Linked DNA regions of Mus musculus: region 1 is linked to region 2. The links are chromatin loops, found by intact Hi-C in ENCODE. Cell type or tissue: left cerebral cortex. All regions are shown on one strand. Links, peaks and the distances in the headings refer to the core of each region. The heading gives the core; the rest is flanking DNA.

Evidence for each region. Hi-C counts contacts between places; a loop is a spot of excess contacts. Peaks named below come from ENCODE experiments on the same cell type or tissue, not always from the same donor. Only the 100,000 strongest peaks of a DNase experiment are listed, where the experiment ranks them.
Region 1: it touches region 2 in a loop (2.1-fold over the local background); 2 of 42 quality-filtered maps call a loop at or near these places.

What each region holds. Positions count from the first base shown.
Region 1 is chr2:120,620,763-120,637,257 of GRCm38, reverse strand. It overlaps Stard9 (START domain containing 9), which reads right to left and starts at 8,137. Exons shown (of 33, transcript NM_001370940.1): 1 at 7,988-8,137; 2 at 5,766-5,835; 3 at 2,969-3,085. The coding sequence starts at 8,034. It overlaps Haus2 (HAUS augmin-like complex, subunit 2), which reads right to left. Exons shown (of 6, transcript NM_025475.3): 6 at 15,698-16,495. In left cerebral cortex, for the core only: CTCF peaks have their summits at 4,720 (motif pointing left) and 7,938 (motif pointing left); DNase peaks (open chromatin) are centred at 5,099, 6,459, 7,717 and 8,244; H3K4me3 peaks cover 1,512 bases; H3K27ac peaks cover 1,500 bases.
Region 2 is chr2:120,560,843-120,577,337 of GRCm38, reverse strand. It overlaps Snap23 (synaptosomal-associated protein 23), which reads right to left and starts at 9,667. Exons shown (of 8, transcript NM_009222.3): 1 at 9,532-9,667. It overlaps Zfp106 (zinc finger protein 106), which reads left to right and starts at 13,479. Exons shown (of 22, transcript NM_011743.3): 1 at 13,479-13,651. In left cerebral cortex, for the core only: no CTCF peak of the experiment used is centred there; a DNase peak (open chromatin) is centred at 9,696; H3K4me3 peaks cover 2,001 bases; H3K27ac peaks cover 1,423 bases.

The DNA of each region.
Region 1 (16,495 bases), core at 3,852-11,851, 62 kb before region 2:
CCGCACCTCTGGTAGAATAGCTTATTTATGAGCAAGCCACGCAGGAATGCAGAGCGGCCATAGCCCCAAGAAAGAACAAAGGTTTACAAGACTGGCTCAGGATTTGTCGGGAGCTCGGGGGACCTCTCACCAATGCAGGCTTAGCGGCCGCCATCCTCCGATCCCAAAAATGCTCCATGGGCAGAAATTAATCAACGCATAGATCTTGTCCAGGAACAACTAAATGTATTATGGCAAATAGCTCAGCTGGGATGTGAACAAAAGTTTCCGGGATTGTCCGTTACTTCCATTCAGTATGAGAAATTTACTAGGGCAGCTAATTTGTCAAAAAGTCTTTCTCAGTATATGTTACAGAATTGGATGGCTGAATTTGAACAGACCCTTCGGGAATGAGACTTCAGATCAACTCCACGCGCTTGGACCTGTCCCTGACCAAAAGATTACCCAATTGGATCTCCTCAGCATTTTCCTTCTTTAAAGAATGGGTATGGGTGGGATTATTTGGAGATACACTTTGCTGTGGATTAGTGTTGCTTCTTTGGTTGGTCTGTAAGCTTAAGGCCCAAACTAGGAGAGACAAGGTGGTTATTGCCCAGGCACTTGCAGCTCTAGAACATGGTGCTTCCCCTGATATATCTATGCTTAAGCAATAGGTCGCTGGCCATTCAGCTCTTGCACCCCACGAGGCTAGTCTCATTGCATGGGATAGAGTGAGTGTGCTTCAGCAGCCCGAGAGAGTTGCACGGCTAAGCACTGCAGTAGAAGGGCTCTGCAGCATATATGAGCCTATTCTAGGGAGACAGGTCATCTTTCAAGAAGGTTGAGTGTCCAAGTGTCCTTCTCCCCAGGTAAAACGACACGGGACCAGACCAGGACCCCTCTGGGTGATAAACCTGGGAGGAGGTTATGTGTACGGCTCCTTTACCTGCACACTGGGGATTTGACCTCTATCTCCACTCTCATTAATATGGGTGGCCTATTGCTCTTATTAAAAGAAAAGGGGGATCTGTGGGGAGCCGCCCTCACATTCGCCGTTACAAGATGGCGCTGACATCCTGTGTTCTAAGTGGTAAACAAATAATCTGCGCATGTGCCAAGGGTAGTTTTCCACTACATGTGCTCTGCCTTCCCCGTGACGACAACTCGGCCGATGGGCTGCAGCCAATCAGGGAGTAATACGTCCTAGGCGAAGGATAACTCTCCTTAAGAGGGACGGGGTTTCGCTTTCGTTTTTGGTTTTGGGGTCTTGCACTCTTGCTCCTAAAGATGTAAGCAATAGAGCTCTTGCTCTGGCTCTTGCTTCTTGCTCCTAAAGATGTAAGCAATAGAGCTCTTGCTCTCTTGCACTCTTGCTCCTGAAGATGTAAGCAATAAAGTTTTGCCGCAGAAGATTCTGGTTTGCTGCGTCTTTCCTGGCCGGTCGAGAACGCGTGTAAGAAAGATGCTCAGAGGTTAAGAATGCATATTGCGCTGGGCATGGTGGCGCACACCTTTAATTCCAGCACTTGGGAGGCAAAGGCAGGCGGATTTCTGAGGCCAGCCTGGTCTACAGAGTGAGTTCCAGGTCAGCCAGGGCTATACAGAGAAACCCTGTCTGGAACCCCCCCTGAAAAAAAAAAAGAATGCATACTGTTCTTACAGAGGACTTGAGCTTGATTTCCAGCATCTATATTCAGCTGCTCACAAGCCCAGGGCACTGTACTCATGTGCACAGACAGACAGATAGACACACACATAATTAAAAATAAAAATAAGGTCTAATGTAGAAATGGGTAATTTATACTCACAGGTTCACCATACAACTTTGCACAGGCACGTGCTACCATGCCTGCTATATTTTTTTTTCTCAATTTTAGGGTTAGACTGTCCCAAAGTACCCTAATGTCTGCCAGTATGAGGATGATTTTCTGTGGGCTAGCAAGGCTTGCTGCCATTATGAGGACTGAAATCATAACCTTCTACAGTGCTCAACCAATGCAATACAATACATTGGTACTGATTCTCAGAAACAAAGATGCCCTAAAGATGCACTGGCCAGACCTCTAGATGCCTTGGCAACTGGAGAAAGAGATAGACAAAAACTACAAGGCATCAAGAAGATGACCAGCAACGCCTTCAGCTCAGCCAGCAAAGCCTTTTCCTCTCAATGCTCAGCCATCAGAACTTTGGAACTGACCTCCTATACACTCTTGCAGTCTTACAGCCTACCTATCTATCCCTTTCAGAATCTGTGTAGGAGCACAAGTACACACTTAAGGTCATAAGGACAGATTAGCCTCTAGGATTCTCCAGTCCTGCTGCACACAGTTCAAGGCCGTGCAGCAGAAGACTAACTGCATTGCACCCCACGTGAAGCACACTGAGGCCCAAATTGGAAATGGACATTACCGAAGCTCCTACTCCTTGACCAAGCAGTCTTTTCCCACCTTTTTGAATCATTTTTCAAAAAAATGATGCCACTCACTACCATCTCTATAGATCATAAATAACAGTCACTGGGCTGGAGAGGTGGCTCAGCGGTTAAGAGCAGTGACTGCTCTTCCAGAGGTCCTGAGTTCAATTCCAGGCAACCACATGGTGGCTCACAAACATCTGTAATGGGATCTGATGGCCTCTTCTGGTGTGTCTGAGGACAGCTACAGAATTCTCATCATATTTATCAAATAAATAAAATAAAATAAAATTTTCTAAATAAATAAATAAACAAATAACAGCCATCACTCAGATTCTATGCTAATTTACCTAAGTTTACAGTTATAAAAACTGAGGAGACAGTGCTATCATGGAGATAACTTTAAACAGTCCACAATGTATTAGTTTTCCTCTGGAAAAGCAGTTTGCATGGAGATTTTCCAAATGTAAAAGTACTAATTAGAGTACTTCCAGCCTGCAACTGCCATAATAAACTTGAAAAGTAAGTTTACAGCAAACATTTGTAAAAAGGAGAATGGAGGGAAAATGACATTACCACTTCCTGAGATGCATAGTGAGGGTCCTCTGGGTTGACTGACCAATAGCAGTAATCAAAGCCAAATGCCACAACCTTCTCCCGGGTGTCTCCAAAGCTCTCTGGTCGACTGTCCACCTAAAATTAAGCACAGAATCCAGTGTTTTCCTTGTCGTAACTCTGGAATCTGGACAGGAGCTCTTGATGTTCTCCTGTAATTACAGAGACTTGGACTAACTACTGGACTGTTTACAACAGCCACAAAGGAAGAAAGAAAGGGGGGGGGTGGTGGCTGGAGAGATGGCTCAGCAGTTAAGAGCACTGACTGCTCTTCCAGAGGTCCTGGGTTCAATTCCCAGCAACCACATGGTGGCTCACAACCACCTGTAATGGGATCTGGTGCCCTCTTCTGGTATATGTCTAAAGACAGTTACAGTGTACTCATATAAATAAAAATAAATAAATAATATTAAAAAAAAAGAAGAGAGAGAAAAATTGTTTCCACCTCACTAGAAACAAATAGAGACCCAGAGAACTAAATATGCCTACGACACTAACATGTCTCCTGTTTACAAACACATGAGGTATAGAACAGCTCAGCAGAGAAAGCCTGTAAGGGATATATATCTTCCACACTCACTTCTTCCCTAAGGATTTCTGCAGAGGATACTGACGGCATCCTCTGAGTAGACAGTCCCTGGGTCCAAGAGTTTTCACCAATCTGGAGCTTTCATTGGCAGCTCCTGTAGGAATCTACCCTCAGTGTCTTGGATATAGTATTAGACAGAACAACGCCAGTCGTGGTGGCGCACGCCTTTAATCCCAGCACTCGGGAGGCAGAGGCCAGCCTGGTCTACAGAGTGATTTCCAGGACAGCCAGGACTACACAGAGAAACCCTGTCTCGGAAAAAAAAAAAAAATCTTTACAAAGTGAGTTCCAGGACAGCCAGGGCTATACAGAGAAACCCTGTCTTGAAAAACAAAACAAAACAAGACAGAACAACCAGGAATAATCCAGTGGCCAAAGGCAGAGGAGGGTAGGGCCAAAACTTGGAACTGCACTGAGTCCTCTGTACTGGGGAGAATGGCACTCTTCACATAAATGCCTAGTCTTAATATTTAAATGTAAACTCTGGCTTTCAGGTGACAATGGTCTCCCTACGAGATCTCCTTTATCCTCTCCAGAGAGTAGAAAAAAACTCAACAATGGACACCCCCTAATTCCTACTTCACAGATGTAAAAAGGGAAGATACTACAAAGTCACCATAGCCTGTAGGCATGCTTTGTGTGCTGGCTGCTCCATTGTCCTCTGCCAGCCTGGATCCAGGAGGGAAAGCAAGACTTACCGAGGGCTGCTCCTTGAGAACGCAGCACTAAGAGTGCCCAGGGAAAGATTAAGGGGACAGATACTCATATCTTTTTAGAAGAGTACTTTACTTTTAGAGGAGAACTTTAGTTTTATAGAAGAGTAAAGTTTGAAAAGGGAAAGGCAACTCTGACATTAGCCATTCAGAAACTACAGAAGAACCTGGCTGTCATGAGTAAGTGCCTGTTCATAGATAACGACTTTAGGGAAGTCAATAGCCAAGGTGTGTAGACGGAAAACCTAACTTTGTTCTTCAGGGCTGGAGAGATGGCTCAGAGTCTGGCTGCTCTTCCAGAGGACCCAGGTTTGATTCCTGCACCCATGTGGTGGCTCATAACCATCTGTAACTCCAGGCCCAGAGAAGAGATCTGATGCCCTCTTCTGGCCTCCTAGAACACAAGGTATACACGTGGGGTGCAGCCATACATGTAGGCACAACACCCATACACATAAAATAATAAATAAATATATTTTTTTAAAGTTTGTTCTTGGCCAAGCTTATTCTCTAGACCCAAAAGTACCCTGAAGTGATTAGCAAGAGAGATAAGTAAGAGGAGGCAGGGGATGAACGGTCCCTTGTCTTCCTGGAGCTCCTGCTGAAACTTTGGCAGAGCCCATTCCCTTTTAACAAGAGCGAATGTCAAGAGGAAACAAATCACATCACAGAAGAGAGGGCATAGCTCTGAGGCTGAGGTCTATAACCTCCACTCTGCCTCAGCTTCCTCATTTCTTGGCAATGGCGGCTTATACCACAAGCTAACTACAGCAGCCGTCATGTGGTCACCTCCTTGGCTTCTTTCCACTGTTTAAGCTCCACAAAAGGAGAACGCATTCATCTTCCACATCAGGAAGGGTGGAGGAAGTTGACACTAGGAGATGGGGGGAGGGAAGGAAGTTCCCTGTGCCTGTCCAATTGTGCTCCAAAATTAAATAGGGTGGTAAAAGAAAATCTGCAACAAGACTCAGGTTAGTGGCCTTTTGGGATCTGAAGGCTGATGTCTGATGTCTGGACCACATTATGGCCAACACAAACCCTATATTATCTGGTAAAATTCCTAAGGATGCCATGGATAAAGTATTATCAGTTGTGGGGCTCAGGATAAAGTCTAACTGGTGACCAGGTGAGTTACATAGACACACAAATTGCCCCTGGCAAGAGTTAAGCTGATCATGGCCCTTATCACATCCCTGGGGTTAGTTTCAAAGCAGCTGCTTATCAGTTTACAAAACAGCTGCACTATTCCAGTTAGCAGACCATTGACCAAACCACCACATCTTCTGGAGTCTACGCACAATTCTCTTCTTGTTTATTTGCTTTATGATTGGTCCACGATTCCTCTACAAGCCTCTTCCATCTCCTGCTCTTTCATATACTAGACATATTCACCCCAAGAGGCCACCTAATTATAATAGTTCTTAATTTAAAAAAAAAACAGATATTTCAGGCTTACCTTTACATTCCTGATTTTTGCCACTTTGTCATCAACTTCCACAATAATTCTTCCCCCTTCTTTGGTCTCCCTAAGAAATAAGAACAGAATTTAAATGAGAAAAAAAAAACCCTTTTTGTTTTGTTTTCTGAGACTGATTCTCACATATCCTAAGAACCCTAAAAAAAAGTGGGGGAAATGAATGCATGGTGTGAAAGGCACAGGAGAGTGGGGGCAGAGCACAGACCAGGCAGGTGCTCTTCAGCAGTGAGTGAGTCTGGATAGACAAGGACAGCATCTCACAGTGACAGACAGCTGAGGTCAAGGCTAGGGCTTCAAAACCACTTCTGTGCTGTTATTTTATTCAAGGTCATCTCTAGCCCTATAGAACAAAGGAGTAATTTTGAGCATCTCAGAAAGGAGCAGGATGGTGCGGCGAGTCAAATCCTGCTTTTTAGAACTTAAACAAGACAATGTTCTCATTTGGAAAAAATAATGTTAGCTTTGGCTAGGTGACTTTAATGGTTCCTTCACACATACAGTTATCAGTGCTGATGACTTATTTGAATATTAGCACAGACTACATAATCAGCAGATTCCACACATGCAAAACAACCTCAATGAGCAGCGGGTACTACCACTATCTCTGCAGACTTCTGTGGGAATTGAAGAATGGTCTGCTCTGACTTCTTGGCTGAGATTGCACTGAGTGCTTACATAACTACCTCTGAATCTATGGTCCTTGTGAACCGGGAGCCTGCTAAACTCTGCTCACTCCTGGAGATCAGTGGGCTTGACAGTCTACCACTTACTCTCAAGGCCCCACACTGGTGCTGAAAGTAAGTTTCCTGGTTGTTTTTCATTGTTGTTGGATGAGATACATTATTCTTAGCAGTGACTGCAAATATCAACAGCATTTTCCTAATCTAATCCATGCTATTTGAAATTGCTGGTTTCCAAGGAACTAAACAGTTAAGAGTAAGTGGTCAATGTTGCTATCCTACAAATCCTAAAAGACAGTTTGGAAAGGACCTCCTCCTAGACAGCAGCTACTCCCAGGAGGCCCCCAGCCCTGAGTCACCACAGGCAGTGATATAAAGCCAGATGTTTAAAAAGTCATTTACCAATCAAAACACAGCAATTTGGGGTACACTCTTTTGTGTTCCTCCTATCTCACTGCTCTCATTCGGTCTAAACTTTTAAAAGCAGATGGCCTCTAAAAGGACAAACCTAACCCATACAGAACCATTTTCGTCATAGGAGACAATGCCCTTTTTGACCTCTGTTCCCATTTACCAAGGTATCTTGTGTACTGGACAGTTAAAAAAAACCTGCTAATTCCAATACATGTCATCTGGTCTAGACCCACACTCTGCCAGTTTTATCACCCATCACTCTTCCGCTTCAACCCAAGCAGGTGTCCAAGGCTTCCATCTACACCCTAAGAGCAGAGATTTGCTCTTTCTTCCTGTTCTTGGAGGACTCTGCACTTCTTCTCCTTACTTGTCAGAAAACTCAAAGATCATTCACAACAGCTCTTTGACACCAACTTTTGTGCAAAGCATTCTCTGACTTCCCAAGTGAGAGGAAAAGAGGATGAAGTGTGCAGCTTCACACTGGATGCCTCAAGGGCTGAGGGGTGCAGAATCAGGCTCCTACACAAGGAACTAGCTAGCATGGAGGACACCAAGAAGAGATGTCTGGAGAAACTTCCCCTATGTCACAGTTCAGTCTTTAAATCACACCAACTACTGAGCACAGGTTGAGAGTGTACTTTCTCTGGGCCTTTATTTTCCTTCCATATCCTGATAATTCTTTTTCCTATGTCCTCTTGGAGCAATCCCATGTGTATATACGGACACAACAGCCTCCAGTCCTCACTTGGGTACTCCCAGAACACCAAAAGTAGTGGAGTCTGCCCATCCTTTTGTACTTCCTCACGTCATGCTCCGTGAGAAAGGCCCTACTACGTGCACCAAGACCCAAGCCAGGGTCCCTAGAAACTAGTTGGCAGGTCACCAAGGACATGCACACAGGGCAGCGACTCCTGGAGCCACACAAGAACTGCTATCTCCTAGGACGCGAAGCCCTGTCCCTCCAGGCCTTCTGGACCCTGAGCCTCCATGACAATCTGTGTCTGATTTTTTTTTTTTCTCCACGCCAGTCCACCCTGAGGAAGGCAGGGACCTCGCACTCCTCTCAGCTCACTTGACCCCTCAGGCGCCCCCTCCTGACAGACTCACCGCTTGCTGAGAGGCCGGACCCTCACGGCCACCTGCACATTCGCCATCCCTCCGCCACAACCCAAGACCCACACAGCGGTCCGGCGGAAGCATCCCTGGCCGGCGTCCAGCGAACAGACCCAGCCACAGGCACTGCAAGAGCCACAGACTGCCCCGCCCGTCCCACGCGCCTCCCGACCGCAGCCCAAGCCTCGCCCTAGGGGGCGGGGCCCACTAGGTATCAACCAATCCTGAGACAGATGGGGGTGGGCCTCCTTGCCTTGCTCCACCCTCTCACTTCTCTGGACGCTCCCGCCCGAGTGCAAGGAAACGCCAGACAGGGGCGGGGCCTGCGGAGCCTTAGCCAATCCTGAGGCAGGTGGGCTGAGCAACCTGGTCTCGTTCTACCCCTCGCACCGCTGACTGTCCTACGCAAGCTGTAGTATCTCTTTTGTTCTAAAATCTGGTGACTGAATTTCTGGTTAATACTTGAAAGTTCATGAAGGAAATTAGTAATTTTATTTTTTACCCTATTGGTCTGCTATGTCAAAACTGCGGCTAAATTTTAAGGTCAAAAATAAAGTGGAGCCTATCGTAGAGGCTGAGGCAAGAATATTTTGAATTCAAGGTTAGCCTACATGGTGAGTTGAAGTCAGCCTGGAGTTCAGCGTGAAGTCCCGTCTCAAAACAACAACAATGAAATGAGAAAAACAAATGATTTTGTAATTCTAAGGTGCGTTTAAATGAAGAGGCTTGGGGCTGGTGAGATGGCTCAGTGAGTAAGAGCACCCGACTGCTCTTTCGAAGGTCTGGAGTTCAAATCCCAGCAACTACATGGTGGCTCACAACCATCCGTAACAAGATCTGACTCCTTCTTCTGGAGTGTCTGAAGACAGCTACAGTGTACTTACATATAATAAATAAATAAATCTTAAAAAAAAAAAAAAAAAAGGTGTGGGCTGTCATGCCCAGCCTAAAAAAAAAAAAAAAAAAAAATGAAGAGGCTTTTTTTTTCTTCTTTCTTTCTTTTTTTTTTTTCCTAACTTACTGACAAATTTCTCTCGGTTGCCCTGTAACTTCACTACCACCCTAAGCAGTATTTATAGTACATACAGAGCAAATGCTGTCTGATCAGAGCTGGTTTATTCAAATAAGAAATAGCTATTTATAGCTGTAAAGCCTGAAGCCCAGCTCTGAGACCTGGGGTGCTGATGAACACTTAACAATTCCAACACTGGGGAGTTCCAAGACCTCCACACAGGAAGCTCCCATGTCTCACAACAGCAAAAACAGAAACAAGGGTCCGTTTCTGATGGTGACAAATTTGTGTCCACTGAAGACTACTAAATCGTCAAACATCATGATTAGAGAGAGGTGGGGTAGGGTTAGCCATTGTATTATTAATATTAGGGTTAGAGTTTATATAAGCTGGAGAGTGGTTCTGCAAGCCTTTATTTAATCTTAGCAATTGGGAGGCAGAGGCGGGTGGATCTCTGTGAGTTCAAGGCCAGACTGGTCTACAGAGTGAGTTCCAGGACAGCCAGGGCTACACAGAGAAACCCTGTCTCAAAGAAAGAAAGAGAGGAAGGAAGGAAAGAAAGAAAGAGAGGAAGGAAGGAAGGAAGGAAGGGAGGGAGGGAGGGAGGGAGGGAGGGAGGGAGGGAGGGAGGGAGGGAGGGAGGGAGAGAGAGAGAGAGAGAGAGAGAGAGAGACTCACACAAAACCAAGACAAACAAGAAACACACAGACCAAAAAACAAAAAACCCCAAGTCACTTCCTTCATGAGAATTAGGATCTTATGGAAAAGGAAATAACTATCTAAATGTGTATAACATTGTGCCAGACACAAAATGCAAAGAAAAATAAAAGGGAATAAAAGAGAGTAACAGTGTTAGGTGGTTAAAGAGAAAGTTAAGAAAGTCACTACTTTATATAGACTCTTAAAGGAAGTCCTCACTGATACCAGTGACACCCCACTATATTTGAGGAAAGTAAGGCTGGGAAGTTTTTCAGAGACTATTAGTTCATAGAATTTCCTACGTCAGCCTCTATTAAGGCAGACACTGTTCTAAGCAATCAGAACACACCTGTCTGGTGAAACCTCTGACCTCATAGAACTGGGAGTAGACTAACAGGTAAAAACAGTTTTAAAAAATGTTTAGCCATGCAGCAAATTAAAATTTAAAAGTATGTTTTAAAAAGCAAGAACGGGGCTGGTGAGATGACTCAGCAGGTAAGGGCACTGACTGCTCTTCGGAAGGTGCTGAGTTTAAATCCCAGCAACCACATGGTGACTCACAACCATCCGAAATGAGATCTGACACCCTCTTCTGGTGTGTCTAAAGATAGCTACAATGTACTAGCATATAATAATAATAAATCTTTGGGCCGGAGAGAGCAGAGGGCCTGAGTTCAATGCTCAGCAACCACATGATGGTTCATAACAATGTACTCACATACATAAAATAAATAAACAAATCTTTAAAAAAGAACAAAACTAGTTGTAAAGAGAACAGAATCATGGAGCCCGAGATTGGAGGGCTGTGTAATCAGAGTCCTGTGTATAATCAGAGTCCTGCTTCAGTTGAGGCAGGAGAATTTTGAGTTCCATGCTAACCTGGACCACATATCAAGACCTGGTATCAAAACAAAACAAAACAAAACAAAACAAACAAACAACAAAACAAAAGCCATGCTGTGTGTGAAAGGACAGACACAGGGAGCAGGTCAGTGTAAGACCCCATGCTTGTAAGACAGTCTTCGTAGGGGTAGACCGAGGTGCAGAGCCAGGATCATGGAGTTAATATGAAGCCACAGTGGCTTCTTGGTTTTATTCAGTGGATTGGGAAACATAGGAAAGTTTTGGAGAAAGTAAAATTATTTGACTTGCATGTTCTAATTTTCAAAATGGTGTGTGTGTGTGGGGGGTCACCATCTTTGGGAGTTCAGATCATTCCAGCTGGACTTGACTATTTGCATCCCCTTATGGAAGGCAGGGGAGTTCGTGGGATCAGCAGCTGGGTATTCAGCCATTCTAAACCACATCTCGCATGTAATTCTGCCCTAATAGCACTTAACGCGGGAGGAGTTAGAGCACATAGACCAGGGGAAGGGAGAAAGAGGGCTGCCTTCTATCTGTGCAGCTATGGGAAAGAGGGCTGCCTTCTATCTGTGCAGCTATGGGAAAGAGGACTGCCTTCTATCTGTGCAGCTATGGGAAAGAGGGCTGCCTTCTATCTGTGCAGCTATGGGAAAGCCTTCATCCCTGCTGGCAAAGACTGCCTTTTGGGGAGAAGAGCACCCACAATCCCATAAGTAACCCCTTACCCATGTTCTGTAAGGAAGCCCAATAAACTTATAAGCACCCCCAGAGCGAACCCACACTCTGTTTATTGTTGGAACCTTAGGAAGAAGAATAGATATTGCTTATTGCTTATGTCATTCTCTGAGAAGGAATTTTAGCAACAAAAGACAACTTGGCAGTCATGTGGGTATCTGGTATCAAACTCAGTCTTGCAGGTTTGCATGATTCTTCACGGGCGGAGCAGGACCCTGATTTCTACCTTTAAAGGATTACTCCGCCTGGTGTGAAGACTAGTCTGAGAAGTGAGGCCTGTAGAGCCCAGAGCCCAGTCAGGAGGCTGCTTTAGCTCTCTGGTGGCAGAACCAGAGCGTTGAGTCATGTAGGCTCCTTTTACTTTTACTTTTTCTCTTTCTTTTTCTTTTTCTTCCTTTTTATTTTATTTTATTTTATTTTTTTCAAGACAGGGTTTCTCTGTATAGCCCTGGCTGTCCTGGAACTCACTTTGTAGACCAGGCTGGCCTCGAACTCAGAAATCTGCCTGCCTCTGCCTCCCGAGTGCTAGGATTAAAGGCGTGTGCCACCACTGCCCAGCTGGGCTCCTTTTTCTTATCCATTTGAAAGCACCAATAGAATGGTGTACTAGATAGTTGGTTTACAATTTAGACTCATTTGGAGCCCCAGGCTCCTGGATAGGTTCTCTATTCATGCTGATTTGCAATGAAAACTGCTGCTGAAATAATATTTCTATTGTCAGCATGACATAATTGGAACATTTAAATTTTTTAAATTATTTCACTCGAGGCTAGAGATGTAGCTCAATTGGTCAAATGTATGCCTAGCACTCACAAAGTCCCAGGGTGACAGGAACTGGGTGCAGTAGCACACACTTGTTATCCTGGCATTAGTAAGAGTCAGCAAATCCCAGGCCAGCCTGGGCTATATGAGATCTTGCCTTGTCTTAAAAACAAACAAACAAACAAACACCAAAACAATACAACAAAAACCTCCCAAACAAAAACAAACAAAAAAGCCCACTTAACTCATAAATATTTTAGTATGCATTTTTTGACATAACTACAATACCATTATAATAATCAAATACATGGATTCATTACGGGCATCAAAATTTCAAAGTCTAGGTTTCTACTCGTCTTCACACCCATGATTTAATCTGTTAAAACCTTCTCTGAATAAGCCCCAATTTTTCTTACAGGTAAGAGGAATAGAGATTTTTATTAATAATTTTTGGAGAGAGCATCTTGCTGTGTAGCTCAGGCTGGCCTGGGACTCACACTTGTGATCTGTCTTGCCAACTCAAGCCTCTGGGAATCTAGGCTCTGGGCTCCTCAGCCCTGCAAATCATACCCTCCCACTAACCTGAGACCTTTTTTTTTTTTTTTTAAAGCTTTATTATAGAAAACAAAGGGCAGAGAAGTAGGTTTTTGCCATGGCCATGTGGAGAGAGGGGCGAAGGGAGGGGAAGGAGAGCTAGAGATGAGAATAAGAGAGGTAAGAGTTTAAGAGTGAACCTTTTTTTTTTTTTTTACATTTGTGTACATGCACGTATTCATGTTTGTGCATGTGAGCTCAGGACATGGCGACCAGAGGTAGGCACAAGACACGGAGTATCTTCCTTAGTTGCTCATCACTGTATTTTTTGAGACAAACCCTCTCACTATATCTGAAGCTCACCAGTTGGCTAGGCAGGCTGGCCAGCCAGTCTCAGAGCTCCTCCTGGGTCTGCTTCCCTAACACTAGAATTACAGGTGTGTGCCTGGCTGAAAAATCTGATTTCAAGCCCTCATGCTTTTGTGGCAAGCACTTTACTGACAAGAATCATCTCCCCAAATCCCATTTAAAACTTTGTTTTTGAGATAGAATCCTCTATACAACCCTGACTGTGCTGAAACTGAAACTTGGTATGTGGACTATGGAGCCTCAAACTCACAAGACATCCACCTGCCTGCTTCATTAATTGTAGCCTCTGCTACAATTAAAGGTGTGTGCCACCATCCTGGGCCTCATAAACTTTTTCCTTTCATTTTCTTTATGTGGACGAATGTTTTTGCCTTAATGTAAGGAAGGTCTGTACACCTTGTCAGTAGGCCAATGGATTCCCCTGGGACTGAACCTGGGATTCAAACTTGGATCTTCTGGAAGAGCAGCCAGTGCTCTTAACTGCTCAGCCATCTCTGTAGCATCTTTTATATAAATTCATTTGTTTTACAAACATCTGAGAAAATCTCACATGTATTGACTTCTCTGAGTCATTACAAAATCAACTATATAATGGCTTCTTCCCCACCATCTCCCCATATGATTTAAATCAAAATTTTTCTTAAGATTCTCTTGTTCCTCAAACCTCCTGATTTCACTGAAACTCCAAAAGGACAAATGAGAGCTGAGGGCTGAAGTCACAGGCCAGAAAAATAAGTAAAGAGCCACAAAAGACAAGAAGAGTGATCCCAAATAGTCTACAAATTGGCATAGTTATTCTGGAATCACATTTACAAATCTCACATACCTCTTCTAATATAAGTAGAAAATACATTCCTGATTTTTTTTTATTATCTACATGTAGAAATCAAACTTTATAATTTGATCAAGGCCAAGTGGTGGTGGCACATGTCTTTAATTGCAGCACTTGGGAGGCAGAGGCAGGTGGTGGATCTCTGAGTTTGAGGCCAGCCTGGTCTACAAAGCAAGTTTTAGGCAGGGCTGTTACACAGAGAAATTGTCTCAGAAAGAAAAAAAAAGTTTGATCAAACCCTCATGGCTAAGCCTGACATTCCCACCTCCAAGCCCAGAAGCCACTCAAAAGACTTCCCCTGCTGGACCTGCTTCCTCATTTATTTCTGTATGTATAGGACTGTGGTCAAGTGAGGAGGTCAGAGGGCAAATTTGGGTGTTAGTTCTCACCTCTAACAGGATCTCTTGTCTGCAGCTTTGTATAGGAACTAGCTGGCCTTTCTTTTGCCTCCCATTTATGTGGCTTCTGGGGATTTGAACTCAAGTCCTTACCCTTGCTTGTGAACTTTTGCCCACTGAGCTTTCTCCTCAGCTCCTGCCTGTGTGTTCTTGCTAACTCGTAGCTTCTTTTTTTTTTTTTTTAAGATTTATCTATGAGGCTGGAAAGATGGCTCAGTGGTTAAGAGCACTGACTGCTCTTCCAGAGGTCCTGAGTTCAAATCCCAGCAACCACATGGTGACTCACAACCATCTGTAATGAGATCTGACCCCTTTTCTGGTGTGCCTGAAGACAACTACAGTGTATTTTTTTTTCAAAGATTTATTTATTTATTATATGTAAGTACACTGTAGCTGTCTTCAGATACTCCAGAAGAGGGCGTCAGATCTCGTTACAGATGGTTGTGAGCCACCATGTGGTTGCTGGGATTTGAACTCTGGACCTTCGGAAGAACTGTCGGGTGCTCTTACCCACTGAGCCATCTCACCAGCCCCAGTGTATTTATAATAATAAATAAATCTTTTAAAAAAATTAAAAAAAAAGATTTGGGCTAGTGAGATGGCTCAGTGGGTAAAAGCACCCGACTGCTCTTCCGAAGGTCCGGAGTTGAAATCCCAGCAACCACATGGTGGCTCACAACCATCCGTAACGAGATCTGACTCCCTCTTCTGGAGTGTCTGAAGACAGCTACAGTGTACTTACATATAACCAATAAATAAATCTTTAAGAAAAAAAAAGATTTATCTATGGATGTGAGCACACTGTAGCTGTACAGATGGTAGTGAGCCTTCATGTGGTTGTTGGGAATTGAATTTTTAGGATTTCTGTTTGCTCTGGTCAACCCCCCTCGCTCAGTCCCTGATTGCTCCATCCCAAAGACTTATTTTTTTTTTTAAGATTTATTTATTACATGTAAGTACACTGTAGCTGTCCTCAGACACTCCAGAAGAGGGAGTCAGATCTCATTACAGATGGTTGTGAGCCACCAAGTGATTGCTGGGATTTGAACTCAGGACCTTCAGAAGAGCAGTCAATGCTCTTACTCGCTGAGTCATCTCACCAGTCTCAGCTTTCTCTTCTTATCCATCTTCTTCTTCCATGAAACTATAGATATCTGTAGCTTGCCTGTCCTTAGAACTGCCCTCTAGTTTCACAAGAATAAAAACACTTGTTCAAGCCAGACACAGTGACATATGCCTGTACTCTCAATATTTGGCGAGCAGAGGCCAGAGGATTGTTGAATCCAATTCTCTCTCCATCCCGAGTAACTGTCTTCTATAAACAAACTCACTACTTATTGACCACACTGATATAAAATTAGCTTTTCTCTCTATGTTAGAATTTAAGTTTAAATTATCTTAAGCTTTTGTGAGCCAGACAGCTCGAATGCTTCTATGTTGTATGTGTTAAGCTAAGAGTATTTTTTTTTCTGTTGCTTGGGATTCATATTGGAGCCACATTTAGTTGAAATTAGTTTATTTTTACAGCTTGAGTCATTAATAAAAGTAAAAATTACAAAACCACAAAGAATATTGATAGTGTCAAAATAATGAATATATTTACACATAAAACACACAAGAATTCATACAAGGAAAATGAATAGTTAAAAAAATTGAGATGAAATACAAATAAAGATTTTACTAACTTGGCTAGGTGATGTTCAAAACCTTAACACCACTTTTTTTTTTTTTTGGTTTTTGAAGACAGGGTTTCTCTGGTTTTTTTGTTTGTTTGTTTGTTTTGGAGTCAGGGTTTCTCTGTATAGCCCTGGCTGTCCTGGAACTCACTTTGTAGACCAGGCTGGCCTCGAACTCAGAAATCTGCCTGCCTTTGCCACCCAAGTGCTGGGATTAAAGGCGTGCGTCACCACACCCAACTTTAACACCACTCTTATATGGCACATTTGTAAAAGCGGGAGACTTTCAAGACAATAATCTATTGTTTTAGCAGGGCCCTTTTGGAGGTTGGGGGTAGGGTAAAGACCCTGCTTCCTTGTGAACATCTACTTTACTATGCACCAAGTCTTGTATTAAGAGCATGATGAGCAGGTTTGCTACACTCCCACAGTGCAGAATAAAACAGTAAGGAAATCCTAATGCACACGTTTGAAAGGAACTCAGATCCTAGCTTAAACATAAGGCGAAGTACTTACAGGACTGATGAGTGAGAAAATCTTGAGACAATTGTTACAATCTCTACTTTTAAGTATACTTGCCTCCATCTTAAGAATAACCCTAAAATAATAAAATAAAAATAA
Region 2 (16,495 bases), core at 5,436-13,435:
ACAGTTATTTCCTGGACTGCCAGGGCTACACAGAGAAACCTGTCTTAAAAAATAAAATTAATAAATAAAAATAAAACAAACAAAAAAGAATTGATAAAACAGAGTTAAGGAATAAATTCTAGACCTAGGTTCCAAAGTATAATACCAATTCCTGGTTCTCTAGAGGGAAATCTTCCAGTTGGTCATATAGTAAATCTAAATTATTAGAAACATCCTTATCCATTGGGAGATGACTGGTCCCTCTGAATCATAAGAGAACAGAAATAAGATTTGTTTTAAGCAACAGGGGTTTAGAGGGAAAGCTTTACTGAGGCTTAGATGGAAAATATTTCACATGAGGCAGCAATACTAGGTTCAAACAGTGCCTGCACATGTTCTTAATAATCTTTTGACACAAATGAGTAAGTGGATTTAAGAATCCCATAAAGAAAACAGGGAGTGTAGCTGGAAAAGAGAATTTGTAACAACCTCCTTACCTAAGAAGCAGTAAGGAAGAAAGCACAAAATGGCAACAGTCTTACACTTCAATACCCCCAAGTGAAGGTCTCAAATTACAGAGTACAAATCCATACCTTCTCTTTTTAGTCTGTACATAACTATGACAAAGATTCATCTTTCCATATGAAGATGAATACAGCCTCTGTGGGCATATGTGAGTTTCAACACCACTATCAAGCCTATTACATTATTATTATTAAGTAAGGGTTATCTGAATGAACACAAACACTAAGATACCCAAGCCTGATAAAAGAGATACCCGTGAAGTGACTTACAGGTAAGTGAAGATGCTAGACAAGGGGTGGACCAGCCCAGGCAGAATGGGTCAGGGGCATGAGATTAGATCACCACAGTCATAGCAGCACAGAATTTAAAGTTTACAAATTAGTCAAGTTTGGCAGCACATGCCCATGATCCCAGTATTTAGGAGGCATGGTTTCAAGTGAAAGGTTAGCCCGGCTACCTAGTATGATCCTGTCTCAAATAAATACAAATTACAAATTGCTTATTTCTGAAGCATTCTATTTAATACTTTCAGACAAAAACTGACCACAAGTAACAGGAACTGCAGAAAGTAAAACCACAGATAAGAGGGGAGTTTTGCTGAAACTGTCTTATATGGCCCAGGCTGGACTCCTAATCAGTGGTCTTCCTGCTTCCCAGTGCTGGCACTCAAGATATAAGTTACCATGTTCAGCCTTGAAGATGTCATTTACATGGTTGTTTCTAGGATTTGCTTTACAATTCAGAGGTGAGGAAATGGGTGGAGGTACAGAAGAAACGAAGCTAGGCAAGACATGACTGTGTGATACAAGGCGAAGAAATAAACAGCACCATTCAAGCTTTCTAAACTTAGGGGGGAAAACAAGGTTATTTTTTTTTTTTGGTTTTGTTTTTTTAAAGATTCATTTATATGAGTACACTGTAGCTGCTTTCAGACCTACCAGAAGAGGGCATTGGATCACATTACAGATGGTTATGAGCCATCATGTGGTTGCTAGGAATTGAACTCAGGACCTCTGGAAGAGCAGTCAGTGCCCTTAACCACTGAGCCATCTCTCCAGCCCCCAAAAAGGTTTTGTTTTATTTTGTTTTTAAAGAGTAGCCAAAGCACTCTGAAAGTTAAAGCAGGAGGATCAGTCATTAGTTAGAGGCAGATAGTCTACATAGTGAGACTCAAAAGCAAACCAAAACCCACAAAGACAGCAGCTAAGAGCTGAAGATGTTGCTTGCCTAGCATGTCCACGTCCCCTAATATGATCCCAAGCATCAACACAGAGACAGAGAGACAGACACAAATACATAGACAAACACATACCCCAGGAGGCTTTTAATTAGCCTCTGACTACCACTTTGAAAATTTAGAAGCCAAGAATCTGACCGTGGTGGTCTATGCCTACAAATCCCAGCATTTAAGAGGCTGAAGCTGGAGATAGATGGCTTAGTGCTGAAGATCACTTGCTACTTTTGCAGGCACTGCAGAAAGTGAAACCACATTTAAGAGGGGGAGTTTTGCCTGAGTTTGGTTCTCAGCCCCCACATAATGGCTCACATCTGTTTCTAATTCTAATTCCAAGGGATCTGGTGCACTATTCTCTTCTCCATGGATGTTGAACACAAGATGTATTTACATTAATGTAGGTAAAACGTATATACATCATTCACAACAGGTAAGTAGTGGGAGGGGACAAATGATCATATAAGGGGCGATTATTCACTTCGAAAAAGGAAGTGAAGTATTTACAGTCTACAGTATGTGTTAGCAATGAAGGCATTACACTAAATAAATAAAAACAAACATAAAAGGCCATATATTATATAATATCATTTATATGAGATGTTTTATTTTGAGACAGGATCTCCCTATGCAGACCTGGCTGGCCTAGAGCTCAATATGTGAACCAGGCTGGGCTTGAACTCACATGTGCCATGATGCCTTACAAATCTATATGAAATCTTAAAAATAGGTAGATCTCAACAAGATGTGGTGATGTACCCTCTTTTAGTCCCAGTGCTCGGGAGGCAGAGGCAGACAGATCCTCAGCGGCATGGGTTCATACCGACTTCCTCAGAATTTGAAAACATTGTTTTTCTCTATTTGTTCTGTTTTGAGGCAGGGCCTCACTGTGCAGTACAGGCTGTTCTGAAACTCACAGTAGCCTTGTGAACTATCCTCCTATCTCAGCCTATCAAGTGGGAGGATTATAGGTATGGCCCACTACATCAAGTGCCCTTCACTCGTTTTTCCAGGAGGAACAAGATCCAGTCTGATGTTGCTTACCTGACACTTGTGAACCTGAGGCAGGAAGATTTCAAGGCTGAGGTCAATGTGGGGTAAAAGAAGCCTTCAATTCCAGCCTAAACTAGAGTGAAACCCATCTGAAGAACCAACATAAGTGCATGGGGAAAAAGTTAAGCTTCCTATCTCATAACAAGAGAAATTTATTCTAAACTGGCAATCCAAGCTAGCCTAACCACGCTACCGGCACAAGAACCTTATCCCACTTATAGCAGCCACACAATTTACTTAGCCTGTTTATGTGACATTTCATTTTATTTATTAAAAGTTCTTCTCAGAATTGTTTCTAAACTCAAATGCACATTAAGTGCTTAGCACGGTGCCAGCCATAAGTACAAGTTATCAATGAAGTGAATATTATTTATTTGATGATGATGATGATTTGGGACAGTCTTGCTATGTAGTCCAGACTAGCCCTGCACTTCAAATCCTCCTGCCGTAGCTTCCTGAGTGCTGTGATTACAGGTGTACACTACTACGCCTCACCAGAGCACTGATACTCATGTTCAGTCATGTTCTTTACCCTCGGCCCTGACTCCTGGTATCGAACATTTGAAGGGAAAATCAGGAAACTAACTTGGAATCAGCTAAGACCTTGGATAGTTTGGGTATATACAGTTTAGGTAAGATGAAGCCTTGTCAATCATCTTTAATCATATGAGACATTCAATGCCATGAGTGCCTTCATTCTAAGCTCTAGAGCAGTGGTTTTCAACTTAATGGGTTGAGACCCCTTGGGGGTTGCATGTGTGATATCCTGCATATCAGATATTTACATTATAATTCATAACAGTAACAAAGTTACAGTTATGAAGTAGCAATGAAATAATTTTATGGTTGGAGGTCATCACAACATAAGGAACTGTATGAAAGGGTCACAGCATTAAGGTTGAGAACCTCTGCTCTAAATGTACAAGTATATGTTCAACATAGCTACCCATTGTTTAACTTCTAGAATCCAAAGAGAAATGGTAAGAAATGAATTCAAGAAATAAATCAGGGGCTGGAGAGGTGGCTCAGAGGTTAAGAGCACTGTCTGCACTTCCAGAGGTCCTGCATTGAATTCCTAGCAACCACATGGTGGCTCACAACCATCTATACTGGGATCTGCTGCTCTCTTCTAGTATGCAGATAGAGCATTCATACATAAAATAATTTTTTTTGAAAAAAAGAGAAGCCAGAACTTCAGATATAGATCATAAGTCACCAGGCAAAATAACATAATTTAGATTCTCTCCAGAACTATATTTTACTAGTATATTATTCCATTTCTTTATGAGGTGGGGAGTGAGAGAGTTTCAAGTAGTCCAGGCTGGTCTCAAACTCCCTGCATAGGGCTGGTAGATGGTTCAGCAGATAAACAAGAGCTTACCATCCAACAATACAAGCCTGCTGATCCTAGGTCAATCCCCTAGGAACCATATGGTAGAAGGAGAGAACCAATCCACCAAAAAGTTGTCCTCAACCTCCAAGTCCATACCAAGACACACCCCTCCCTACAAATAAATATTTGTAATAAAAACACACTTCAAAATCCTATGTAGCAAAAGTTGGTGCTGAATTCGTGATCCCCTTGTCCCAACCTTCTAAGTGCTGGAGCCATTGGCACCGTCATCACACTGGAGCTACATTTCATTTCTACAGGAGGATTACAAGTTTAAGGCCAGCCTGGGCTATATAGGGAATTTTCAAGTCAACCTGAGCTACTTTTATATAAAAAAAAGATACAGGCACAGATACAGGCAAGCAGAGACACGGAGACAGACAGACAGACAGACAAAGAGAAAGAGAACTTTAGGCCAAGAAATAAACAATGTTCCAACTTTAACAATTCTTGAAGGCATTTAGATCAGATGGTTTATGTTAAGAACAGTTCCCACAGCCAGATGTGATGGTCCATACTAATACTTCTGAAGGATAAGACTGAAGGGTCACCACCTCACGGTCAGCCTAGGCTATACACACAACCCTGGCTCAAGAAATAGGTTTTCCCTTTATTTCCTTTCTAGTTTTCTTTTGTACCTTCTTCTAAGTGGATAACTTTAGCCATTCTTAAGTGAAGCCCCTGTCCCCAAAGTATGCAAATGATGAGACAAGTTTACCACAGGAATTACCATATTTATTATAAACATCTATGTTTCAAAATATAGGGAAACACATGACTCAGTGGAAAAAAAAAATCAAGCAAGTCAGAGGAAACCACTAGAAATCAGGAACCAAAAGACAAAACAATGCCAAGCGTGGTGGCGCACGCCTTTAATCCCAGCACTCAGGAGGCAGAGGCAGGTGGATTTCTGAGTTCAAGGCCAGCCTGGTCTACAAAAGTGAGTTCCAGGACAGCCAGGGCTACACAGAGAAACCCTGTCTTAAAAAACAAAACAAAACAACAAAAAAAGACAAAACAAAACCCCAAAATTACACTTCAGTTTTACAGATTTGAATATTTTAATTGTTTGGTGTCTTCAAGCCTCTTTCAGCTTTGGAATTTCCACAATTCTACCCTAAGCGACTTGGGTGTAATCCTGGGGAGATATAATCAATGACATTGACAGTGCACATGTGGAAGGTGAAAAAGCCACGAAGACATAGGCAGTTCCTCTGCCACTGGTCTAGGGAAGATGACAACCTGGCAGACTAAGGCAGATTAAGTATGTTAGATAACAAGTTTAGGTGAGGATAGATGACAACGCTTCACCTTACATGAAAAACTCCCTCCAACCCTCTCAGGTTAGTGGATTCAAAAACGCATCGTATTAGATGTGTTCAGGAATTTCCAAGAGAGCCTAAAAAGAGCAATAGGTATATACCTATGCATCAGTACTGAGGTTTCTAAAAAGAACAATTCCAAAGAACATTGAAGAAGGAGGTCCCTGGGGCCAGTGAGGCTGCTTAGTAGGTAAAGTGCTTGTCCACACACCTGATGACCTGAGTTCCATTCCAGGAATTCGTAAGGTGGAGAGAAAGAGAAGACTCTTACAAGCTGTCCCCTGACTGGGACATGTGTGTATACTTGCTGTGGTGGTTTGAATGAAAATGGCTCCAACTGACACATCTATTGAATACTTAATCCCCAGTAGATAGAATGGTTTGGGAAGGAAGGATTAGAGGGTGTGGCCTTGTTGGAGGAACTGTGTCACTGGGGACAGGCTTTGGGGTTTGAAATGCCCATGCTAGTCCCAGTTCTCTCAGCCTGGTGGTGGTGTCTCAAGATCGGAGCTCCCAGCTATTCTTAAGCTCGCTCTGCCTGCTGCCATGTTCCTTCACGTGATGGTGATGGACTTTAGCCCTCTGTGAAACTGTAAGCCAGAATAAGTGCTTTCTTCAGTAAGTTGCCTTAGTCAAAGTCTTTTGCCACAGCAATAGTAAAAATGAACTAAGACAGAAGCTGTCTTAGTTCTACTATTTAGACCATGATAGTTTCAAATCAGTCTGGGACCTCAAAATGGCTCAAGGGAAAAAGTGCCTGAAGCCAAGCCTGAATTTGAACCCTGGTATCCTCACGATAGAATGAAAGAAAGGACTCTTGCAAGCTCTCCTGACAGCCATATGTGTGCACACCCTCCCCCCCTACACACAAAAATGATAATTAAAATATAAAACAAACAACAACAAATACCCAGCAATACTCCTGCCTCTGGCTGCCAAATGTTAGGATAACAGGCAAAAGCTGACATGTTTTCAAATTTGGACCATTGCTTACTTAACTTTTATATGTTAGTTTCTTTTTCTTTTCTTTTCTTTTTTTTTTGCCTCTTTTTTAAATTAGATATTTTCTTTATTTACATTTCAAATGCTATCCGGAAAGTTCCCTATACCCTCTCCCCGCCCTGCTCCCCTATCCACCCACTCCCACTTCTTGGCCCTGGCATTGCCCTGTACTAGGGTATATAAAGTTTACAAGACCAAGGGGCCTCTCTTCCCACTGATGGCCAACTAGGCCGCCATCTGCTACATATGCAGCTAGAGACACAAGCTCTGGGGATACTGGTTAGTTCATATTGTTGTTCCACCTATAGGGTTGCAGACCCCTCCAGCTCCTTGGGTGCTTTCTCTAGCTCCTCCATTGGGGGCCCTGTGTTCCATCCTATAGATGACTGTGAGCATCCACTTCTGTATTTGCCAGGCACTGGCATAGCCTCACACGAGACAGCTATATCAGAGTCCTTTCAGCAAAACCTTGCTAGCGTATGCAATAGTGTCTGGGTTTGGTGGCTGATTATGGGATGGATCCCTATATTTTAGTTTCTTAATTGAATAAGAGTAATCATGCTTAAATCCAGTAAATATTACATGGTTCATTCATGCAAAATATAACAGCACCTATCCCTAGGAGAGCAGCTCTCAGAGGAAAGCGTAAGTAGCATGCAGGAGGGAACCTAGGTTTAATCTTCAAGTACCAAATGCCAAAACAAAACAGTGCCTAGAACAGTGTTCAATATGGTTTATATGTATGTGTATGTATGTATGTATGTATGTATGTGTGTGTGTGTGTGTGTGTGTATATATATATATATATATATATATATATATATATATTCATTTTGTCCTGGTCTAAACAGTACCAGCTTCTATCTTTTTTTGTTTGTTTTTTTTTTTTTTTTCGAGACAGGGTTTCTCTGTGTAGTCCTGGCTGTCCTGGAACTCACCCTGTAGACCAGGCTGGCCTCGAACTCAGAAATCTGCCAGCCTCTGCCTCCCGAGTGCTGGGATTAAAGGCGTGCGTTACCACCGCCCGGCACCAGCTTCTATCTTAGTTCATTTTTACTATTCCTGGAACAAAGGACCATGAACATGGCAACTTACACAAGAAACCATTTATCCGACCATCATGGCCAAGGAGCACAGAAGCAAGCAGAGGGAGCTTGAGCAATAGCTGAGAGCTCAGATCTCTCAACCACCAGGTTGAGAGAACTAACTGGGAGACATATATTTAATATAGGTCTATTGTTTAATTGTTGTTTTGAGATGAGGTTTCATGAGGTTGCTGAGGCTGGCTTATATAACCCCGTCTCAGAAGTATTAAATATGTGATTATGGAGCACTGTCCTCAGAGCATAAATAAGCATTACCATCTTAATCAGAACAACTGGAATTACTCACAAAAGACTCTCAGGATTGGGGCCTGTTGACAGAGGACAGGGTGTCACTAGATACTCACCTGGGACTCCAGCTACCCACTCCCAATTCTGGCCCAGTCTCACTTGGTTTTATGGTTGCTACAATGTAGAAAGGAGACCCCACCCCCAACAAGAAGCCACCTAAAAAGCAAAATGAAACAAGAAGTCCTGCTAAGAATGATAATTATTTAAGGTACAGGCAAAGTTTAATCATTTAACTTACTTTAATATGGCCTGTCCCAGAAGCATGGTAAGAAAGTGTTTCCAATTTGCTATTATCTACTTGAATGTATTCTTTCGCATAACCTCTCACCAAAAGAACAAATAACAAGTGCTCAGGGAATTCCTTGGGCATCAACTTTGCCAGTAACAGAAATACTAACTTTTCTTACTTTGTCATGAAACAGCTTTCACAAATTTGAACTTCAAAGGACTTAAGCTTTGTGTGTGTGTGTGTGTGTGTGTGTGTGTGTGTGTGTGTGTGTGTGTGTGTGTGCATGCCTTTAATTTCAGCACTTGAGAGACTGAGGCAAGCAGATCTCTGAATTCCAGGCCAGCCTGAGCTACATAGTGAGATCATGTCTTTTAAAAAAAAAATGCTTTAACAAGTAATGCCTCATTGGACCAAACTGACCTCGAACTCACAGATATCCATCTGCCTCTGTCTCCTAAGTACTGGGACTAAAGGTGTGCACCACTACTGCCCAGGGCCTCACAGAATTTATGCATAGTATTTTCCAAGAAAAAGAAGAACGTGAGAAGGATCTATTTTACCTTGCTATGACTGAACTACTAGCATTTTACCAGGATATCTCAAAACCCTCTTAAAAGGCAGCAGGGCAAATGAAGTTATTTCGATCCTTAAAAAATATCTTCAAGTAAGAAACTATACTATTTTCACAAGTAAGATACTTATTTTCTTCAAGTAAGAAACTATACTATTTTCTGAGAACACTTGTCAAAAGCTGCCAGTTTCTAAACTCTTCTGCAATCCCATCCGTGCCCCCAGCCCAAACCTACCCAAATGACAAACAGCAAAAAGGAAAGATCTTTTTCCTCAACTCGGTTGTTTTTCGCTTCCTCTACCGCCAGTTTGCTTTTCCAAATAGTGCAGTGACTAATGATTAAGGACGAAGGAAAGAAGTGTAACAGTACTTTAAAATACTTTCCTCACACACAAACCGAATTGAGGAAAAAAAAAATCATCTTTTGACTGACCATATTCTTGGCGCTTTCCCACGGGGAAGCCTCAAGATAAGCAGGGAATTTCCTAGACAGTGGAGCCTGCAACGCCAGGACCCTCGGGGTCATTCTTCTAACAACCATTTCAGAACTATGTGTTCATTAGGGCCACCAGCCAGACAGTCTGTTAATACTAACGAGAAACATCGTGAGGCTGAAGGTGAGGGACGAGGAGCCGAACCACCCAAGTCCAGGGCACCACCATAGCGCCTCCCTTCCTGCGAGGGCTCGCGCTGGTCGCCAACGCCTGGCGATCTCCTTCTCGGCCCAATCCACCAAGGACTGGCCGGAGCTCTCTTCTCCCCTCAAGTCCGACCCCCAAAACGTTGGACCACCACCACCACCACCCTTTTTCTCCTTGGGATATCATCCTACCTGTCCCGCTGACTAGTTCCCTCAGCTACTTTCCAGAAGCCTCACCCGGCGGCTCCGGCCACTCCTCTCCAGCCTCCACAGTTCTCGGACTCTAGAAGATCGGACAGGGTGCGCGCTCCCTCGCGCGCATGCGCCCGGAGGACTTGTGCGCCTGCGCAGTCGCAGGGCGCCGCGGGGCAGACACACCTCTACCACTGGAGCCAATCGCCGCGGAGAGGGTGTTAAATCTCCTGCCACGCAGGCGGAGATCCTGGGAAGTCACCCGTTAACCCTACAGATTCTCCCCGGGAGGAGTTCTTCCAACTATCATCCCTGAAGGCAGCCTTGCACGGGACGCTTTAGTGTTTGAAAGACTAGGAAAAACTCGCGACTGCCAAAGTCTACAGGGTGTTTTGGCCCGTTTAAACCAGGGAAATAGATGCGTAAATACCTTTCAGTTAACAGAATACGGTCACAGGAATTCCGAAGCAGCTTTGGCCAACAATGAACAAAACATTTATTTTGAGGAATGTCTGAAGGATTGACACAGGAAGTTACTCTTAAAGTCACGAAGGATATGATAAGTAGGAGTACTTCGGAAGTCTACGAGATAAAGAGTTTTCCAGGCAGTGGGAACAACAACAACAACGCAGCGCCTTCTGGAAGTTTCTTGTTAGAAGTTTAAGAGTTCGCTTTCTGAGACAAAAGAAAATGTGAAGACGTGGTAGCTCACATTGTGTAATCCTCAGGCTATCAGAAACTGAGGCTGGAGGATCACTTGACCTCTGGAATGTAAAGCCAAACTGATAACTTAGTGAGATCCTATTTCAGAGTACAGTCTATCACTGGGTTGGGGGGGAGAATGGAAGAGCCCTTTTAGCCCCGAGACCACCGCCATCAGGGCTGAGGATCAAGCTAGATCTTTAAAGGTCTTGTAAAATTTGGAATAATAAACCTAGGATTCGTTTTATACCCATTGAGTTACTGAAGGATTTTAAACAACTTGCCCCAAAAATTCTTCCAAGCATCTCTAAGAGTAAAGCAAAACAAATAAATAATATATAAATAAAAATATATATAAATAAATAAAAAGCTGGCAATATAGGGAATAAAAACTATTTCATAGAAATAGCCTCTTCTTAAGAGATAGAAGAAGTCTGAGAAATATCATTTGAATTTAATACCAAGGGATTGGTGATAGTTGACAGACATTGCAATAGTTTGGAGAAGAGAGAGACATGGGGACATTATAAAATGCTTTTGGAAACTTTGGCTTTTGTCAGAGGAAAAGGAAGAATAATGTATCTTATTCGTTTTTATTTTGTTAGGATGAAGACAGGAGGAAAAAAAAAAACCCAGATGAGAGAAACAGTTGAATTAAAAAAAAAATCAAGGGTGAGGTTGAGTAAAGATCGTGATTGGGTTAGAGCTTCAGTAGTCAAACCTCAGATGAGAGTTGGTGGTGTACACCGACAATCCTGGCACCAAAGGGGATCTTTGTGAGTTTGAAGCCAGCCCAGTTTACAAAGTAATTCTTTGTCTCAAAAGTAAATAAATAAAATTATGGGCTGGAAAGGTAGCTGTTCTTCCACAGGACATAAACTCAGTTTCCAACACCCACCTGGTAGGTAGCTCACGACTATCTGTAATTCCAGTTCCAGGGGATCCAAACCTTCCTCTGGCTTCCACAGGCACATATACAAGGATGGTACACAGACAATCATGCAGGCTAAATACCCATACAAATAAAATATAATAAAAAAAATCAATACTGATAGGAGGTTTAGATAGTGGTTAAAACCCATAATCTCAGCATCAGGAGGTGGAGAGGCAGATTAGAAATACAAAATCATCACCGACTATGACAATATAGTGATGTTGAGGTTAACATTAGCAACCAGAGACCCTGCCTCAAACAATAAAGCCGAGAGGGCTGAGGCTGCCAAGAAGGCTCAGCAAATAAAGCACTAGTTCTCAAGCCTAAGGGCCTCGTTGATTTTGATCCCTAATTTTGATTCCATATAGTTGCAGGTCCTCTGACTTCTCTATATGAGCACTGGGTGAAGCATGTTGCCATACACACACACACAAATACATAGATATACATATATATAAAACCCAAGACACTAAGCAGAAAGGAACATTCATGGAAGAGAGACTAACCCTCACAGAGTTGGGGGAAGGAGGAGTATTCTCAATGATAATGACAAAATTTATTTGTAAGCCTGTATGTTTAGAAACAGGAAGTTAACTTTTCTGGGAAGTCAGAAACGGACCCTTTGCTGATTAGAAAAGTGGCTGCAACTTTAAGGAAATTGAGAAGCGTTGGGGTGTTGTAGAATGTGATAGACAGAGATAAGCACTATTAAGGCCTGTAGCAATGAACTCAGAAGTTTGTTTTGTTAGTCTTTCTTAAATCATTTCTTGAGGGCAGGGAGAGAGAAAATATATGGCTGAATACAGTTAGGATTGGGATAATTGCATATGTATCAAAAGATGGCCTAGTCGGCCATCACTGGAAAGAGAGGCCCATTGGACACACAAACTTTATATGCCCCAGAACAGGGGAACGCCAGGGCCAAAAAGGGGGAGTGGGCGGGTAGGGGAATGGGGGTGGGTGGGTATGGGGGACTTTTGGTATAGCATTGGAAATGTAAATGAGCTAAATACCTAATAAAAAATGGAAAGAAAAAAAAAGGATTGGGATAATTATGGATGTAATACTGTAGTTCTCAATTAGGGACATTTTTTGCCCTCCAGGGGGACACTGGGCAGGGTCTAGAGAGTTGGGGGAACATTATCTTAGAATGCACTAGACAGCAACTGGTAACAGTTATCTGCTTCAAACTGTAAATGTTGCCTGGCATGGTGGCGCGTGCCTTTAATCCCAGCACTTGGGAGGCAGAGGAAGGCGGATTTCTGAGTTCAAGGCCAGCCTGGTCTACAAAGTGAGATCCAGGATAGCCAGGGCTACACAGAGAAACCCTGTCTCGAAAAACAAACAAACAAACAAACAAACAAACAAAACAAAGCAAAGCAAAGCAAAAACAAAAACAAAAACCTGTCAATGTTGTGAAATCCTGGTCTATGGTTATTTTGGTCCTCACTTATATTGGCATTTCTTGAACTATGTCTCTGAACTTAGAGCAAAGCACTTCTGTATGTAATCTCCCTTAAAGGGGAAGTAGAAAAAGCAGCCTAGCAGACCTTAAATGCTTTAAGGACTTGTGATGTCACAAATACACAATTGGAAGAATTCCCTAAACCTTTAGAAGGAATCTGGATTTACACATAAATGAAGGTAGCTGTTTATTTTGATTTGAGGCTTTAACGTATTTATTTATTTATTTAGGTTTTTCGACAAAGGGTTTCTCTGTGTAGCCCTGGCTGTCCTGGAACTCATTCTGTAGACCAGGCTGGCCTAGAACTCAGAAATCTGCCTGCCTCTGCCTCCCAAGTGCTGGGGTTAAAGGTGTGCGCCATCACTGCCTGGCTAGGCTAAGATTTAAATTGAGTTCTGTCCTTTGTTGAAACAGTATCACATTGTAGCCCAGGAACTATGTAACAGCTTTGCCTAGCCTTGAACTCCCGTTACACTCTGCTCTCAACCTCCAGAAGCAGAGGTGAGCTACCATGCCTAACTTGGAATCTATCTGTTCCAAAGTTTCACAAGGAAGGAATAGTTTTGAAATGTAGTCAAGACACTGCCACAGCTTATGGTGGAGGGCTTAGAAAGTAGGGGAAGTCCAGAAAGAGCTTGGAAAATGGGGAAAACAAACAAACAAACAAACAAACCAAGAAAAAGAAGGTGCAGCCAATTGGTTTGTGCAAAAGACCTATCTGGGCTCTTCATCCTTTTTGAGTAAGGCCACTTGTCTGGTGTCCGTTGTTCACTTCTTATGTTCAAATAAAGCTAGATGGTTGAAAAGGGCGGATGGAGTGGGAGGGGAGAGGGAGCGTGCTGAGTTGCGTGCGCCTGCGCGCTTGCGCGATGGTGGTAGTAGCGGCGGCGGCGGCGGCGTCAGTGCCCGGCGGGGAGCGGGTCCCGGGCCGCCGCCGGACCGGAGGCTAAGGGGGCGTCTGGGAGCTCCCTCGCCGGGTCCTCGGCGGCCAGATGGCGTAGGAAGGTCGGGCTGTGAGTGTGAGTAAGGAGGATGCGGCCTGGTTGGGCGTATCGGAGCCCGAGGGTCTGCCCCCTGGACAGGTGGTGGAGCTGCGCCTGCATGCGACCACGCTACGATGCCCCTTCTGACCTGTGTGGGTTTAGGGTTTATTGGCGAGCGGTGCGTCTGGCTTCTGGGCACAGATTCCAGCAAGGGCAATCCGATTCTGTTCGCAACCCAGACTGGACGCGTGGCTCCAGGTTTTTGACCTTTGGGGCAGGCCCTGACCTCTGTCGGCATGGGGTCTAGTCTAGGAGGAATCTCAGCCTTAGTTTAAAAGCTGTAGGTTTCAGGCCAGGGCCATCTCTAGCCTTCCGAGACTAACAGTGTCGCCTCTTTTTCCTGCTTTTGAGGACTCTACTTGTGGGATGCGTCTTAGCAATGTAGTAGCAACTAGTGGAACGGTATGTGTCCATTTAATATTTAGTACGATTTTGGTGCGTAGTGTGGAGAGGAGATTATTGCACCGCCTCCCGTTTCAGTCTGTTAGGTATAGTCATCTTTGAAAGTAACGTAAACTATCTTTTTGGGGAAGTTCCAGATTTCAGTGTTGTGTGTGTGTGTGTGTTTTTTTACCCCAACTTGGAAGCAGATTACAGTTCTAGCCACCATATCGGTTTATATTAAAGTGATTCCAATCACAGACTGATTAAGAGCCAAATCCTGTTCTAAAACTACAGGGGGGAATCTTAAAAGTGTAACGCCAAAAAACGAAAGAATGAATGATCAGATTCATCTACGAGTTACTTAGTATCTGCTTTGCGTGTGATAAGTACATTCAGGTGTGTCTTGGGAATTTAACAAGCTGTTGTAGTAGATGTTTTTGGGTAGTACTTTTTACATGAGGTACTGAGATACTGAGAGTGATTTGTTGAAGTTTTCACGTTGTGGAGTTAGTGAACTTCATCTCCGGTGATGGCTACGCTCATCTCTTTCTGATACACCCAATTAGACATTCTTTTTTTGTTTTTGTTTTTATTTTTGTTTTTTGAGACAGGGTTTCTCTGTATAGCTCTGGCTGTCCTGGAACTCACTTTGTGGACCAGGCTGGCCTCGAACTCAGAAATCCGCCTGCCTCTGCCTCCCAAGTGCTGGGATTAAAGGCGTGTGTCACCATGCCCGGCTTTTTTTTTTTTTTTTTAAAGACTTATTTGTTATTATATCTAAGTACACAGTAGCTGTCCTCAGATGCACCAGAAGAGGGCGTCAGATCTCATTCCGGATGGTTGTGAGCCACCATGTGGTTGCTGGGATTTGAACTCAGGACCTTCGGAAGAGCAGTCGGTGATCTTAACCACTAAGCCTCTCTCTAGCCCCAAATTAGACATTCTAAGCACTCCTTCGAGATCGGACTGAACTACTAGATACAGAAAATAGTAGAGTTTATTTTGATTCATAGTTTTGGAGAGAATCTGGCTTATGTAGCCCAGACTGGCCTCAAACTTGATCCTGAGTTCAATCACAGTGCTGGAATTTCGTACAGCCCATCGTAGATTTTAACTGGAGAGAGGGTCAAGATGGATTTTTGAAGAGAGCTTCAACAGTCAGGAAAGAAAAGGTGTGAAGGGATTTCATCAGTCTGGTGCAGAACCAGTGGCTTTGACACAAGGAAGGTGTTTTAAACAGAAAAACCATGTCCTTACTGTACATCCAGATTAGAACAAATTCAAGGCTGGTCTCTGAGAAAAGCAGGGAACATTGAGTGCCTTGGCTCTTAAACCCAAGATGAGATCTCTACATAGTTTGTGTTTTGTAAATGGGTTCTGGAAAGGGAAGTTGAGGATTTTTATACTAAAGGTTACATTACTCTTAACTGCTCATCTAGGATGCAAGTTGCCCATGAACAGCTTACACTCTGTTGCTGTGGTTGTAGTCTGAAAGGGGCTGTCCAGAAGTATGAGCTACCAGGTGTGTATCAGAGGACTTGTAAAATTTGTGCTTTTGTTAGACTGAGCCACTTCTGAAAGTGGAAAATGTTTGTCAAGGATGAAGGATAGAAGTGGTTCCAGAGTTTCAGTTTCACAGTCTGTGACTTTTTTTTTTTTTTTTTTTTCTTTTTCTTTTTCTTTTCAAGCTAAACAAACACTTTTTGGTTTTTCGAGACAGGGTTTCTGTGTGTAGCCCTGGCTGTCCTGGAACTCACTCTGTAGACCAGGCTGGTCTAGAACTCAGAAATCCACCTGCCTCTATCTCCCAAGTGCTTGGATTAAAGGTGTGTGCCACCACTGCCCAGCCCTATCTATATTATTCAATACTAAATTGTTTGTTTTCTTTGATAGGGTTTCATGAAGCTAAAGCTGACCTTTAAGTCTGCATACTTCCCAAGTGCTAAAATTATAAGCACCATCACGCCTAGCTTTTTTGTTTTGTTTTAAAAAGTGTGTGTGTGTGTTTGTGTTTGTTTGTTTCACTGAGCTACTTTGGACATTTCCTCCCTCTTTTTGAGACATGGATCAGTCTGTCTACCTTGCCCAGGCTGTCTTGAACTTGCTTCTGTTCTGTGCCTCATGAGTAACTGGGACTGCACGGCTTACCATCAGGAACCTTCAAAGGCTACAATGTTGTTGCATTTGTTAGTCTACATCTTGAGGTCTCTTTTAACACAGAGAAGTTTCATTTCTTGCTTTTTCACCTTGATTTGTTGAAGACACCTGTGTAGATAAAACTGATGATTCAGGCTTGTGATACATATCACTAAGCTTGTTACAACCAACTGGATGCTAGAGAACAGTGCTTATTGGATTCCTGCTAAATGCTCTGTCTGTGATGCTGTCTGCTGAGGTTTCCCATTTTTTAATGATACTGAGATTGACTAGTGGGCT